Linked DNA regions of Homo sapiens: region 1 is linked to region 2. Evidence: chromatin contacts called from ENCODE Hi-C data. All regions are on one chromosome and are shown on one strand. Each heading gives the region's core, a stretch centred on a gene start or an enhancer-like site at or near the end of the contact. The rest is flanking DNA. Distances are from core to core; before and after follow the strand shown. Region 1 has its middle 19 kb from the start of LINC02003. Region 2 overlaps LINC01483 (long intergenic non-protein coding RNA 1483).

What was found. A loop is a pair of places that touch in the nucleus more often than their neighbours do.
Region 1: a loop to region 2 is called in a map of mammary epithelial cell, with 13 times the contacts of the local background. The contact joins two enhancer-like sites. A Hi-C loop is called at or near these places in 1 of 168 maps with a recorded cell type or tissue (mammary epithelial cell) and 1 of 37 single-sample maps with no recorded cell type.

The regions. Positions count from the first base shown.
Region 1 is chr17:72,358,500-72,365,001 of GRCh38, forward strand. No RefSeq gene overlaps it. Among named protein-coding and RNA genes, the nearest start is that of LINC02003, 19 kb to the left of the region's middle. Within about 2 kb of position 3,577, at least 3 of the 41 ENCODE cell types and tissues checked have a DNase peak (open chromatin) inside an H3K27ac peak, as active enhancers do; they include mammary epithelial cell, where a contact is called at or near this core.
Region 2 is chr17:69,606,061-69,612,228 of GRCh38, forward strand. All of the region lies in intron 2 of LINC01483 (long intergenic non-protein coding RNA 1483), which reads left to right. Among named protein-coding and RNA genes, the nearest start is that of LINC01483, 15 kb to the left of the region's middle. RefSeq lists enhancers at 878-2,077, 1,153-1,422. Within about 2 kb of position 1,296, at least 17 of the 41 ENCODE cell types and tissues checked have a DNase peak (open chromatin) inside an H3K27ac peak, as active enhancers do; they include mammary epithelial cell, where a contact is called at or near this core.

The sequences.
Region 1 (6,502 bases), core at 2,327-4,826, 2.8 Mb after region 2:
TTGGTTTCAATATAAGGTGGGCCTGCTCAAAGGCAAGAATTTTCCTGGGCATTTTTTTCTCAAGCATTGCAGCTGTACTTAGGTGAGGAGCCATAACAATGGGATGTGGAATAGAGCCAATCAGCTGAAGAAATTGATACTGAATAAGGAAATATTTCTTACCAGTGAGAGACTCTCAACAATGAAATCAGTGCCCTAGCAATGCACAGCATTGCAAGAGATTGAGTCACACCATGTTAGGGTCCATGCCAATATGAAACACCCAATTACCCATCCTTTCAGGTATGAGAGTTAAGAAAGACATGCTAGGAGGGTCTCAGTGATTCTTCCTCTGCTTTTGGTTGATTTTAGTTTTCAGGGAGTGATTTGGTTGACCTGTGAATTCTTAGCTTTAAATAAATGCTGGGGACCATAGAGATGAGAGCTGTTCTTCATCTGTGGACCTCCTAAGAGAAAGGAATAGAATTAACATTAATTGAGAATGAATAGACAGCCAAGCAGGATTCTAAGGGTTCTATAAACATTATTGCATTGAATCATCGCAAATATCATGCCCATTTAAAGATGTGGAAATGGAGGCAAAGGAAATGAAGTGTGTTTATCAGGACCACTAACCTGTAGGGCTAATACTTAAACCTGGGTCACTCTGACTTTGGTGGCCTTGGAGGCCCGCCCACATCAACACACCACCTAGGTGAGGATTCAGATAAACTGACTTCAGTCTGGGTTTAATGACTCTTGAGGTCTCAAAATGGCAGTCGTTAGGTTTGTTTCTATTCTGTAGGCTGTGCCGTTCCTCCCAGAGCTGGGTCTGCTTCCCTGCCCTCCTGACTGCCTGCAAGGAGGTCCAGCCACATTGCAGAGGAAGGACTTGCTTATGGAAAGAAATGGAGAGACCCAGCCTCCCTCACCTCCCATTGGTGCCTGATGATTAATACATTTTTTGCTGCCCTTGGAAATGGAAGACAGTGCCAACTGCTTAGTTCTCCTGGCTGGGCCAGCGCAACCTGTATGACAAGGGGGAAGAGCCTTTAAGTGAGGCAGGAGAGGAGCTGGGCTCTGGGCAGAAAAGCTCCCCAAAGCAAGTGTGCTGGGAGGATGCTTTTTGTATTTTAACCAATGTTCACCTCTGTCTCCCCCAGCACAATATTTCCTTGCACTGCTTGGTCTTTCCTCGTCTAGTTAGTGAGGCCCTATTGAATTTGCTGCATTAGAGTGTGGATAACACCCCCAAATCAAAGAAATAGCATAATACACCCTGGTTTTTGAGTTTCAAAGAAGGTTTTTGAAAGGTATTGCAAATACAACAGATTTGGAAGAACATGTGCTGAGGTCTAGTGAAGCGGCCCTTAGATAAAAGCTGAGAGATTCCGTGTTGGGGGAGCAAAGGGAGCCAGGCTCAAAGCAGAGAGTGAGATGATATGCCAAGTACTGAGTCAGGGGTACTACTGAGTACTGAGATGATATGCCAGGTACTGAGTCAGGGGTACTGCTGAGTACTGAGATGATATGCCAGGTACTGAGTCAGGGGTACTACCAGGGTGCTCTGAATAAGTAGACAGGCATGTCCTCTGGTTGGGATCAAAAGACTACTCGGCAGTGCCCAGGGTGAATGAACGGCTGAGGAACCCATAGCAGCCTGTTGGAGGTCTCAGATGAGCCCAGTGCAGACATGTGATGTAGAGAGCACACTGTCCCACTCCGTAATTGCCAGAGCATTGTTAGCCTTCCCTGTTCCCTGAACTTAGAGGCAACACCCATGAAAAGGGTAGGAAGGATCTGAAATGCCCCACTGCAATTGAGTTATCAGATAATATGAGTTCTATTTCTTGCATTTCTGAGTTTGTAAACTGAGGTTCATGCTGGCTCTCTGAGTCAGGCACCTCCCTGAGACAGATCTCTGCCACCCGCTCCCTCTCCACACAGTGCATAGAGTTTGCTCCCTCCCCTCCTCACTGCAAGGCTGCTGGGCACCTGCCCCGTGGGTATCTCTGTCACCCAGAAGACTCCTCTACCCCCCTGCCTACTGCACCCATGCAGGCTTCTGCACAGCCAGACCTGTTCTCTTGGAGTCTTGGACTTTGACCTGCCCCATCAAAGGACAGCAGCCAAGGTGACAAGCCCATCCCAGTTCAGATCCTCTGGCAGAGGTAGATACTGAGGCAAGAGACAGGCTAAAGGGAAAGCATAATATCCTCCAACCCCCCATCTCTGGGAACACTGTATCTGAGGTTTGTTTGGCCACCCAAGATGCTGGGCTCTGCCAGACCAGATAACCATTCCGGTTTGACAGGCACCCACGGCCCCCTGGTATGCGCCTTTGACCCACCAGATAGTTCTGTTTTCCTTTTCCTCTGAGATCCCCCGAGCTTCTGTTCCCCCCTTCTCACCTGGCTGGAGAGATGTCACCCAGCTAACATCTTCTAACCCTACAAGAGGCAAGTTACAGGATGCCCCAACATCATGATTTTTTTTTTTAGCTTTCAAAACCTTGGAAGTACTGCAGGGTGAACCATGGTTTGAGATACCTTGCAGCAGTGTTTCTCTGCCATTTCCCCCTGCAGCACATGTTTGTCTTTCTAAAATATTTCTTTTCCTTTTCTTTTTTTTTTTTTTTTTTTGACGGAATCTCACTCTGTCACCAGGCTGAAGTGCAGTGGCGCGATCTTGGCTCACTGCAACCTCCGCCTCCCGGGTTCAAGCGATTCTCCTGCCTCAGCCTCCCAAGTAGCTGGGACTACAGGCACACGCTACCATGCCCAGCTAATTGTTGTATTTTTAGTAGAGACGGGGTTTCACCATGTTGGCCAGGATAGTCTCGATCTCTTGACCTTGTGATCCGACCGCCTCGGCCTCCCAAACTGCTGGGATTACAGGTGTGAGCCACCACACTCAGCCTACAATATTTCTATTTCTGAGTTTGTAAACTCAGAAATCTGAGTTTAGGGCAACCAGGGCAACCAAATTACTCTCTGAAAACTAAAATCAGCTCAGGTTTGATCTCCTACCATGCACCAGGCTCTGCTGTAGGGAATGGGATCAGGCATAAGCAAGATCTACAGGGTTCCTGCTCTCAGGGAGTGTCCATTCCACCCCGGAAGGGTAGACATGGAGATGCATGGCTCAGATCCTTCAAAAAGGACTTGCTGCCTGACTGAGAGGAGCTTGACTGGCTGACAGCCACTGCACTGGTGTCTTCGAGGTCCTCGTCAGTTTTCAGGCTGAGGTCATGCTGTTCTTGAGGCAGCCCTAGCTAATGACTATGCAAGGTGGTGGCACAAGGGCCAACCCATTTCTACCCACATGGGACTTCTCCAATGGGCAGTCTCTGCTCCAAAGCTCCTGGAGACTGCCCAGGTTGCCTTCACGTTCTGATGGTTCCCCCTGCCCAATCCAGCTCCCTCCTCTTTTCCCTCATAGGTTGCTTATTCCCCCAATAAACCCATAACTCCATCTCTGCATTGGCTTCCTGGAAACCCAACTGGTATGCGGGGGACATACACACCAGCACGAGTGTCGGTAGTGACACATGCTATGGGAAAAGAACAGAGCCCCTGGACAGAGGCTGACTCACTACTAGAAGAGGGCCGGGTTCGCTAGATGTCAGGTGCACCCAGCCTCTGAGAAGGGCATGTGTGAGCTGAGACATGAGGAGGAGGAGCCAGCCATATTCAGAGGAGCCGGGAAAGGGCTCCAGGCAGTGTAGGAAGGAAGACTTGTATTGGAGGTCCATGAAGAAGCAACTGAATAGAGCACAGTGTTGAGAGATGAGAGAGGAAAAGGAGATGAGGCCAACAGGGCCAACAGAGTCTTGGATGTCCAGTTCTCCTCCAAGTGAACTTCGAGAACAGCAACGTGATCTGTGTGCAGCATGATCCCACAGACAAACCCAAATGTGATGAGGCAATAAAACATGGCAATAACATGTCATCGCCAGACTACTCACAGCTGATTAGCAAAAGCAGCTAACCTCATCCTGGCTGTGACCTCCATGAGACAGGCTAGGAGCAATGGGCAACTCTGGCCACTCGGAAAATCATCTTGGACTGCGAGGGAGTGAAAGGGATGTTGCTATGTTAGTACCTGCTCTGATTTGTTTTTAAAAAGTGAATCACTCCCAAACCTCAGGGTGTTATTCATAACCCGTCACTTGTTCTCCTGCGTGATGGTGACACATTTGCATGTCATGACAACCTGGATGAGCACTGCTTCCCTGGAGTAGGGGAGTAGGGGGGGTGGGAATGGGGGGAGGTGGTTGAGATGCCAGAGAGCCTTGCCCTAAATCAGTGGTTCTCAACTGGAGGCGATTTGGTTCCCCAGGGGTATTTGGCAACGTCTGAGGACATTTTTAGTTTTTACACTTGTGAGGCTGGGAATGCTACTGGCATCTAGTGGGTAGAGGTCAAGGGCATGGCTAAACATCCTACAGTGCACAGAACAACCCCTGCCCACAAAGAGTGATTCAGCTCCAAACGTCAACAGTGCTGCAATGAGCTTGAGAAACCCTGCCCTAAATCAAGAGCCAAATTGTTCCTCTCTGAACCAAGGGATGCTCTCAGACAGGGGTCTTTGGATGAGGGCACGCAGCAGAGTTTGATAAATACAACCAGTGGGGGCTTTCTCAGTGCGGTTCTGCAAATTGCAAACACAACATCTAAGTGTTTGCTCTTCCTTTCTTACTGTAGTTTAAATACCAAGAAACATTTCCCTAAAAGAATTTTAACCTCTAAGACTGCAGATGCTCCCACACTGGCATCTTCTAAGACCAGCTGATTGGGCCAACAGGGGTCCAGACCCAACCAGAGACAGGGGGATGGACAAGATGACCGCCCATACCCCCTGCACTTACCCCAAGGAGGTTCTCTCCAGCCAGGCATTTTAATTAATTTTAGTCCCTTTCAAGACCACAGTTATTATTGTAAAAACACCGATAATACTAAACACATGTGGAAAGCACAGCGCCGGCTGCAGCCCTGGAGACCTGGGGACGTGCTAAGTCATATGTCATCTGGGGTGGTGAGAAATCAGCAGGCCCCCTCCCCCTGCCCTCTGAGACCCCAACACCCTTCTCAGTAGGACTGCTCTCCTTCTGTCACCAGCCAAGCCCCCTTCCTAGCTCAGCTTCCCCACCCCTACCAAAACTCAAGTACCCTTCCCTCCCCACAGAAACAGCCAAGGTGGGTGGGGTGGCAGGCCTCTGGAAATCCTGGTTTAATGATTTTATTAGGAAAGAGGCGGGAAGAAAAGAAAAGGCACATTCTCTCATTTTGGAAGAATGCTTCATTATCTGCCTTTGCAGAGTGTGAAACACCTCACTGGGCTCTAACCAGCCCTGAATTATTGAGTGAGATGCTCAGGTGTCAGGCTTTCCTCTCCCCCATCCCCCTGGGCCACCCCACTGGTTGCTGGAGGGTGTCTCAATTCCACCTTCAGGTGAAGGCTGGGAAAATCCAACAGCTACAGAGCTGCATGGGCATTGTCCTCCCAGAACCATGACCTCTTTCGGGAGCTATTGCCTGAAAACAGTCCCCTTGGCATGTGTCTAGTTCCATCTTCACTTGTGTAAGACCATTTCTCCTGCATTCTTGGCCTCACATCTGATTCCCAGGTGCCTTTTGCCTCGTGAAACACCTCACTCCTATTTTAGAGGTTAGAAAGTTCCTTCTTAGCCAAAACGGAGCTAAAGACGCTGACATTTGGGTAGTTCTCTGTGACTGATTGAGAAGTATGAAAAATCTTCCACTTCCACAGCCCTGCTTGTTTTCATTCCTTGAAGATGACAGAGTAGATATTGTTATTCCCATTTTACAGATGGAAAAGGCAAAATGCAGAGGGGTTAAGTGGCCCTTCCAATGGCACACAGCAATTACAAAGCAGAGATGGAGGGAACACGGGGCTCCTCAACAACAGTCTCCCTGTAACTGTGGACTGATCTGCCCCATGCCAGATAATCCCCAGCCTCTTTTAAGAGTGCCGTTTACGGACATTCTCTCCAAACCCCGGGGTTCCCGTGGCCCCTGGAACAGACAGGAAGGTCTGGTTGCTGTGTTCCAGATCACAGCCTCCATCTTCAGTTTCCATAACACCAGCTTCAGTGTTGGTCCCTCCCCAGGGTCAGATACCACCTCTCTCACTGGGTCCTCCCCTGGCTCCACCTCTCCATATGAACATCTAGCCTCTTCCTGCCACCACTCTTCCCTGCAAGAATCCCTGCAGTCACATACACCCCCCACCCTAAACTAGGCATGGAAGTTCAGGCCAAACTAGGAATTCATCATCTACGGAAAAAAGAAAAAAAAAATCTTATTTCTGCCCCAGTTGTGGGGAGCTTGGACAGTGCGGCAGCTCACCTTCCAAAGACCTAAGTGACAAGTTTCTTGAGGACAGCCCCTTAAGCAGAGAAAAACAAAAATCCAAAAAAAAAAAAAATGAACACATATTGACACTGTTGTATGTTGTATGATAAACTCATTTAATCATCACAAAGACTCCACGAAGCAGG
Region 2 (6,168 bases), core at 46-2,545:
TTAAACTGACAAAGATAGATGAATGGAAGAAAATTGTACACATTGTATGTGATGTTAATATTCTTATGTGGGCAGGGTTTTCATAGAAAAGAGGTGAAAACCCCCCAAAAAGCAGGTAAACTGGAGGGCATCTATAACATTTTAGCAAAGGATGATAACCTGGGGAGAAGCGACTATGACAGAGGAAAGAGGGTTTGGGCTTCCAGGGGTGGTGAATGGTGGGAAGGTAAATTTATGAGGAAAAGCAATAATAAACAAGAGTTATTTACTAAAGTTTGCTTACACAGCACATCTTGGTGCTATCTCCATCTCCTGATAAGGGTTGTTCTCCTCTTTCTAATAGGGGAGGGTGGGGGACACCTTTGTTTAGCCTAAAGCTAAGGTTTCGCCATATACAGTGAACTGTAACTCAAGGGGCTGTGGAAATATAGACTGTAACCTATTCTTGAAACAAGTAGCCAAGTTTTAGCCAATCACAGCAGCTGAGTTTCAGCCAATCACAGGCAGCCAACTGTCTAAACTGCGTTTAAATAAGGCAGATGCTGAGCTGTAACCAATCCAGCTGTTTCTGTACCTCACTTCTATTTTTTGAACCTCACTTTCCATTTCCTGTCGATTAATGTTATCTGACCATGTGGCAGCCCAAGAGTCGCTGGGAACCTATTTTGCTTCTGGGAGCTGCTTGATTCATGAGCTTAATTAAATTGTTAAATCTAATTTGTCTAAAGTTTTTCTTTTAACACCTTCACGAGGGGAAGTTTATGCCCTGCTTTAAGCAGAGGGGGACGGCAGAGCTCTTCTGTGTCTGCTTTTTCTCAATTGCCCCCAGCTCAAAATAATTCTTATGCCGGCATATTTTGGGGTGACATATTCTGATCTCCTTCATTGGGAAGCAGTCCCTGAGTGTGAGCCTAGCAAAGACTCTCTTCTTAGAAATCCTCCCTAATTTGAAACATAGTGGTTAAAATTCAGAAGCTGGGTCTCTGTGCACGTTATCTAACTGCTTGGCACACAAAGGTTTGTCAAATAAAAGACAGGCAGGTGATGAATGCATTGAGAATTGTTGTCAATCCTACCTAAAGTTCCACAGACTTAGAGAACATGTCTTTCTACCTGACAACCATTCAGAGCAGTTTGGCTGTTCCAACTCGCGTCCTCAATTTCATCATTCAAAATCTGTGAGACCGATACTGAGCTCTCATGGAAGACTGGCTCATTTAATTGAACAATTTGGAAAACTGTTGAGTTGAGGAAATGTATACAGAAGCTAGGTGGCGCTGGCGGCCACAGGCTGCACAAGATAATCCTCTGCATGTCAGAACATGCCCTGTGCCCAAAGGACACAGCTGTGAAACCTTTCTGAAGAGTTTAGTATCAGATACAGGGAGAATGATTTGAAACAAAAGAGAAATACAGAAATTCCACAGCATCACTTTCAGACTGTCCAACATTACCCATTCCTTCTGACATAAACATGAAAACCCATAAAGCACAATTTGTATTTATCTATTTTCTAAATAAACTCCTCCTGGTCATTTGCTTTTTGAATATTCTGTTTGGTCTCTTTGGTTTTGCAATCACCACTGACTTGGAGCTCCACAGAAAAACCAGAAGTTCCAAAATAGCAATCGGAAGAGAACTTGGTTTCAGTCCCTTTTCCATTAATGCCTATTTTCCACAACCACATAACCTGTGCATTTGGAATATTTTCCCAATAGCACTGGCTTTCATAAGCTGTAGTGACTGTCAGGAAATAAAACTGCTTTGGTGGAAAGACCAGAATTATATAGCTGAGAACACAGGAATGTTAAACCAGCCTTCGAAGTCTTGCAGAATAGGAGAGAACAAAAGTGGGCTGTGTCAGTGAGGCAGGTTTAATAGAAATAGAACATTTATGAATTTCTAGTCACATCTTCTGACCAGATAATCTTCTACAGAGTCATTTAGCTTATGTATGGGAGATACGAATCTTACAAGTGGAAGATGACCATGCCTAAGTCAGAATATAATAGTCTGACAAAATTTTCTGCTTTATGTATGCTTATGGAACTTGTTTTATATATAGACATATCACATTTATATAGTCATTTAATAAATTTCATTCATTGAAAATAATACAAATGCATTACAATGAAAACAATCATTAGGTACGTACTTTTGGTTAATATTTCCAACTGTCCTGAAAGATGTGGTATAAATATATCTGTAATCCCTAGGGGTTTATTGCACAAGAAAAAAAGCAGAGCACACTGTTGATTTTTTTTTTTTTTGAGACATATTGGCTGGTAAAATGTTGATACTAATTAATTCTGAAGTGGAAACAGGCTTACAGGCTGGCAGACGGGTTATAAAATTTTTTTTTTTCCATTGGTCTCAGAATTGCTAGAATCTTTGTTTCAGCACCAGTAGCTCTGGTTTAGGTTAATATTTCTGCCTCCACTCAATACCATGTTATACACCCTCTTGCCTACTGTCAAAGGAGTTTGTTGAAGATAGTTTCTTTACCTGAGAAAGAATACCATTCTCCTTTACTCCTCTTTTACCATGTCTCCTCTTCTACCTGACCAGTGTACATATTTGTCAACTCTTTTTCCAACCTGTTAGCATGTTACTGATGGAGGGCTTCACGGAAGAAGCATGGAGTTGAGAATTTCAACTTTTACTTCTGTTACAGGAGTGGCCTTCAGCCTCACTTAGATAGAAAGGGCCACAATAAACTCAGAGGAGTAATAGGCTCAGAAATGGTGGACAACATACTCATCTTATTTATCACTGGGTTTCTGGCCCTTGATGCAGTACTTGGTATTTAGTCAGTGCTCCTTGCTAAGCTGCTTGTTTGTGTCTGCTTCCACATTCCAAAGATATGAGGATATGAGTTTGAATAGAGTATGAGATAGTTAACAAATATGAAACCAGTGGTATTGAGCACCAACAACATACAGAGCTGTATTAGAAACTGAGAATTGCAAAAAATGATATATTTGTCCATGTTTCCCAAGAGGTTACCTATTAATACATAACTACATATTTGTAAGAAGACATTATAGCATATTGCCTGTGAACCATCTGCCTCAGCTTCTAGTTGTTTCCTCTGATTCAGCTAGCCAAATGCCACAAGAAACCACAAAGCCAATTTGTGTTCTTGGATAACTGCGTGCAACACCCATTAGCTTTCTATGGGCAGGATTTGGCGCAGAGAACTCATCTGTTGCCAGTGCTCAAAAGAAAGTCAGGATTAAATAAACCTATTTCTGTATTCTTACAGGCGTGCCTATGAATCCATGAGGCTACAGTCACGATGGCATACTTGGCAAGCTCAGGGCACTGTTATCTTTTGAATTAATTTTGTGACCTGTTATAAATGCAAGTTCCCTTACTGTGTTTCAAAGGCTTTTTGCTCCCTATTCCAATGTCACAAGTTTTCTTCTATGACAAAGATCGTGTTAGCTTAATTTTTTTGCTACATTGTGATTTTTTTTGATATTGCATTATAGCTCCTTCCCCTTTTGGCATACATGCATTCATAGCTAAATTATGGAGTGACTGGGGTTTCCTTCCCTTGGCATGATTTACCTCTGGTCAGATTATTCCTTGTTGTGGGGGACTGTCTTGTGCATTGTAGGGTATTTAGTAGCATCCCTGGCCCTTGCCACTAGATGCCGCTAGAATTTCCTGCCCCTAAAATGTCTCCAGAATTTGCTAAATGTTGGGATAGGGAAGGATTGCCACCTGTCGAGGACCACTGATTTATATTAATGTAACTTTTCTGCATAAAACCATTAAATACCATTACTCAAGGGATATAAGCTGGCTAATGATTTTCTCTGCGGCATTTAGCAAAAAATCCATCTGGTGAAAATACCAGTGAAGAGGAACAGAAACAATTGTAAATCTTCAAAAATCATTCCTTGAGCAAGAAAATGCCTTGGGCTAGCCACTGCCTTCCCCATTCACCCTGACCCCCACCCCAAATACAACATTTTATTTTTAACCATCTAAGTAAGGCTGATGTTGCTGATGGATAACAGCTGCTGTATTAGTCTGTTCTCACACTGCTATGAAGAAATACCCAAGACTGGGTAATTTATAAAGAAAAGAGGTTTAATTGACTCAGTTCTGCATGGCTGCGGAGGCCTCAGGAATCTTACAATCATGGTGGAAGGCATCTCTTCACAGGGTGGCAGCAGAGAGAATGAATGCAAGCAGGGGAAATGCCAGATGCTTATAAAACCATCGGATCTCTTGAGACTCACTCATTATCACGAGAACAGCATGGGAGAAACTGCCACCATGATCCGATTCCCTCCACCTGGTCCCACCCTTGACACATGAGGATTATTACAATTCAAAGTGAGATTTGGGCGGGGACACAGAGCCAAACCATATCAGCTGCAGAGATCTCTGGGTGGAGTGTTATGTGAGTGAGCTTGCTACAGATTGGAGTGAGCCACTGAACTGTTAGGGGCATTTTTCTGATTAGAATTGCATTCTGCTATCTTTGAGTTTCTGCTGAGGTTGCTTGTCATTACATTGGCAGGCAGATAGAAACTATGAGATATGCTATTGTAAATGCATTATTTTCTCTATTATTTATAGCTGTGAGTAGGTAGTGATATAGGTGGTAAGAAAGCAACATCACAGATTTGATATGGTTTGGATTTGTGTCCCTGCCCAAATCTCCTGTTAAATTGTAATCCCCAATATTGGAAGTGGGGCCTGGTGGGAGGTGACTGGATCATGGAGGTGGAATTCTCATGAATGCTTTAGTATCATCCCCTCTTGGTACTGTGTCGTAAGTTCTCACAAGATCTGGTTGTTTAAAAGTATGTGGCACCTCCCCCGTCCCTCTCTCTCTTGCTCCTGCTCTGGACATATGAAGTGCTGGCTTCCCCTTTGCCTTCCACCATGATTGTAAGTTTCCTGAGGCCTCCCTAGAAACCAAGCAGATGCTGTCATTCTTCCTGTACAGCCTGCAGAATTGTGAGCCAATGAAACCTCTTTTCTTTATAAATTACTCAGTCTCAGGCCTTTCTTTCTTTCTTATTTCTTTTTTTTTGTTTGTTTTTGAGACAGAGTCTGGCTCTGTCACCCAGGCTGGAGTACAGTGGTGTGATCTTGGCTCTTTGCAACCTTCACCTCCCAGGCTCAAGCCAACCTCCCACCTCAGCCTCTAGAGTAGCTGGAATCACAGGTGTGTACCACCACGCGTGACTAATTTCTGTATTTTTTGTAGAGACAGGGTTTCACCCTGGTCTCAAACTTCTGAGCTCAGGCGATCTACCTGCTTCAGCCTCCCAAACCGCTGGGATTACAGGTGTGAGCCACCATGCCCAGCCTAGGTATTTCTTGATAGGAGCGTGAGAACAGACTAATACAAGATTGAAAGGAGGAAGGCCAAGGCAGGTGCTAGTAGTTAGATATATATAAGTGCAGTCGAGAATCAGGAATAAAGCCTTGCCAACTGCCCTCTCAGTAGTTTAAAACCTTCAGAAATCTAAATTTAGCAGTTTTATAGGTGATTACTAAGAATTTGTCTCTGCCAGCCAAAGTCAAGAAAGCAAAGAAGAGAATCGTGGTTGCCAGGGGCTGAGGGGAGGGGAAAATGGGGAGTTGCTAATCAAAGGGCAAAAAATCAGTTATGCAGGATGCATAAGCCCCAGAGATCTGCTATGCAACATTCTGTATGTGCACAGCAATTACTATATTGAACACTTAAGAATCTGGTGGGAGGGTAGATGTGGTAAGTGTTAAGTGTTCCTTACTACATTAAAATTTAAAAAAGAAAAAAAAACAGTATGTATGACCTTGTGGGGGAAAAATAAAAAACCTTTAGGTAAAAGAGGTCAGTTTTTTTTTCCTTTTTTTTTATAATCATTTTTTTAATTTTATTATTATTATACTTTAAGTTTTAGGGTACATGTACACAATGTGCAGGTTAGTTACATATGTATACATGTGCCATGCTGGTGCGCTGCACCCATTAACTCATCATTTAGCATTAGGTATATCTCCTAATGCTATCCCTCCCCCCTCCCCCCACCCCACAACAGTCCCCAGAGTGTGATGTTCCCCTTCCTGTGTCCATGTGTTCTCATTGTTCAATTCCCACCTAGGAGTGAGAACATGCAGTGTTTGGTTTTTTGTCCTTGCGATAGTTTACTGAGAATG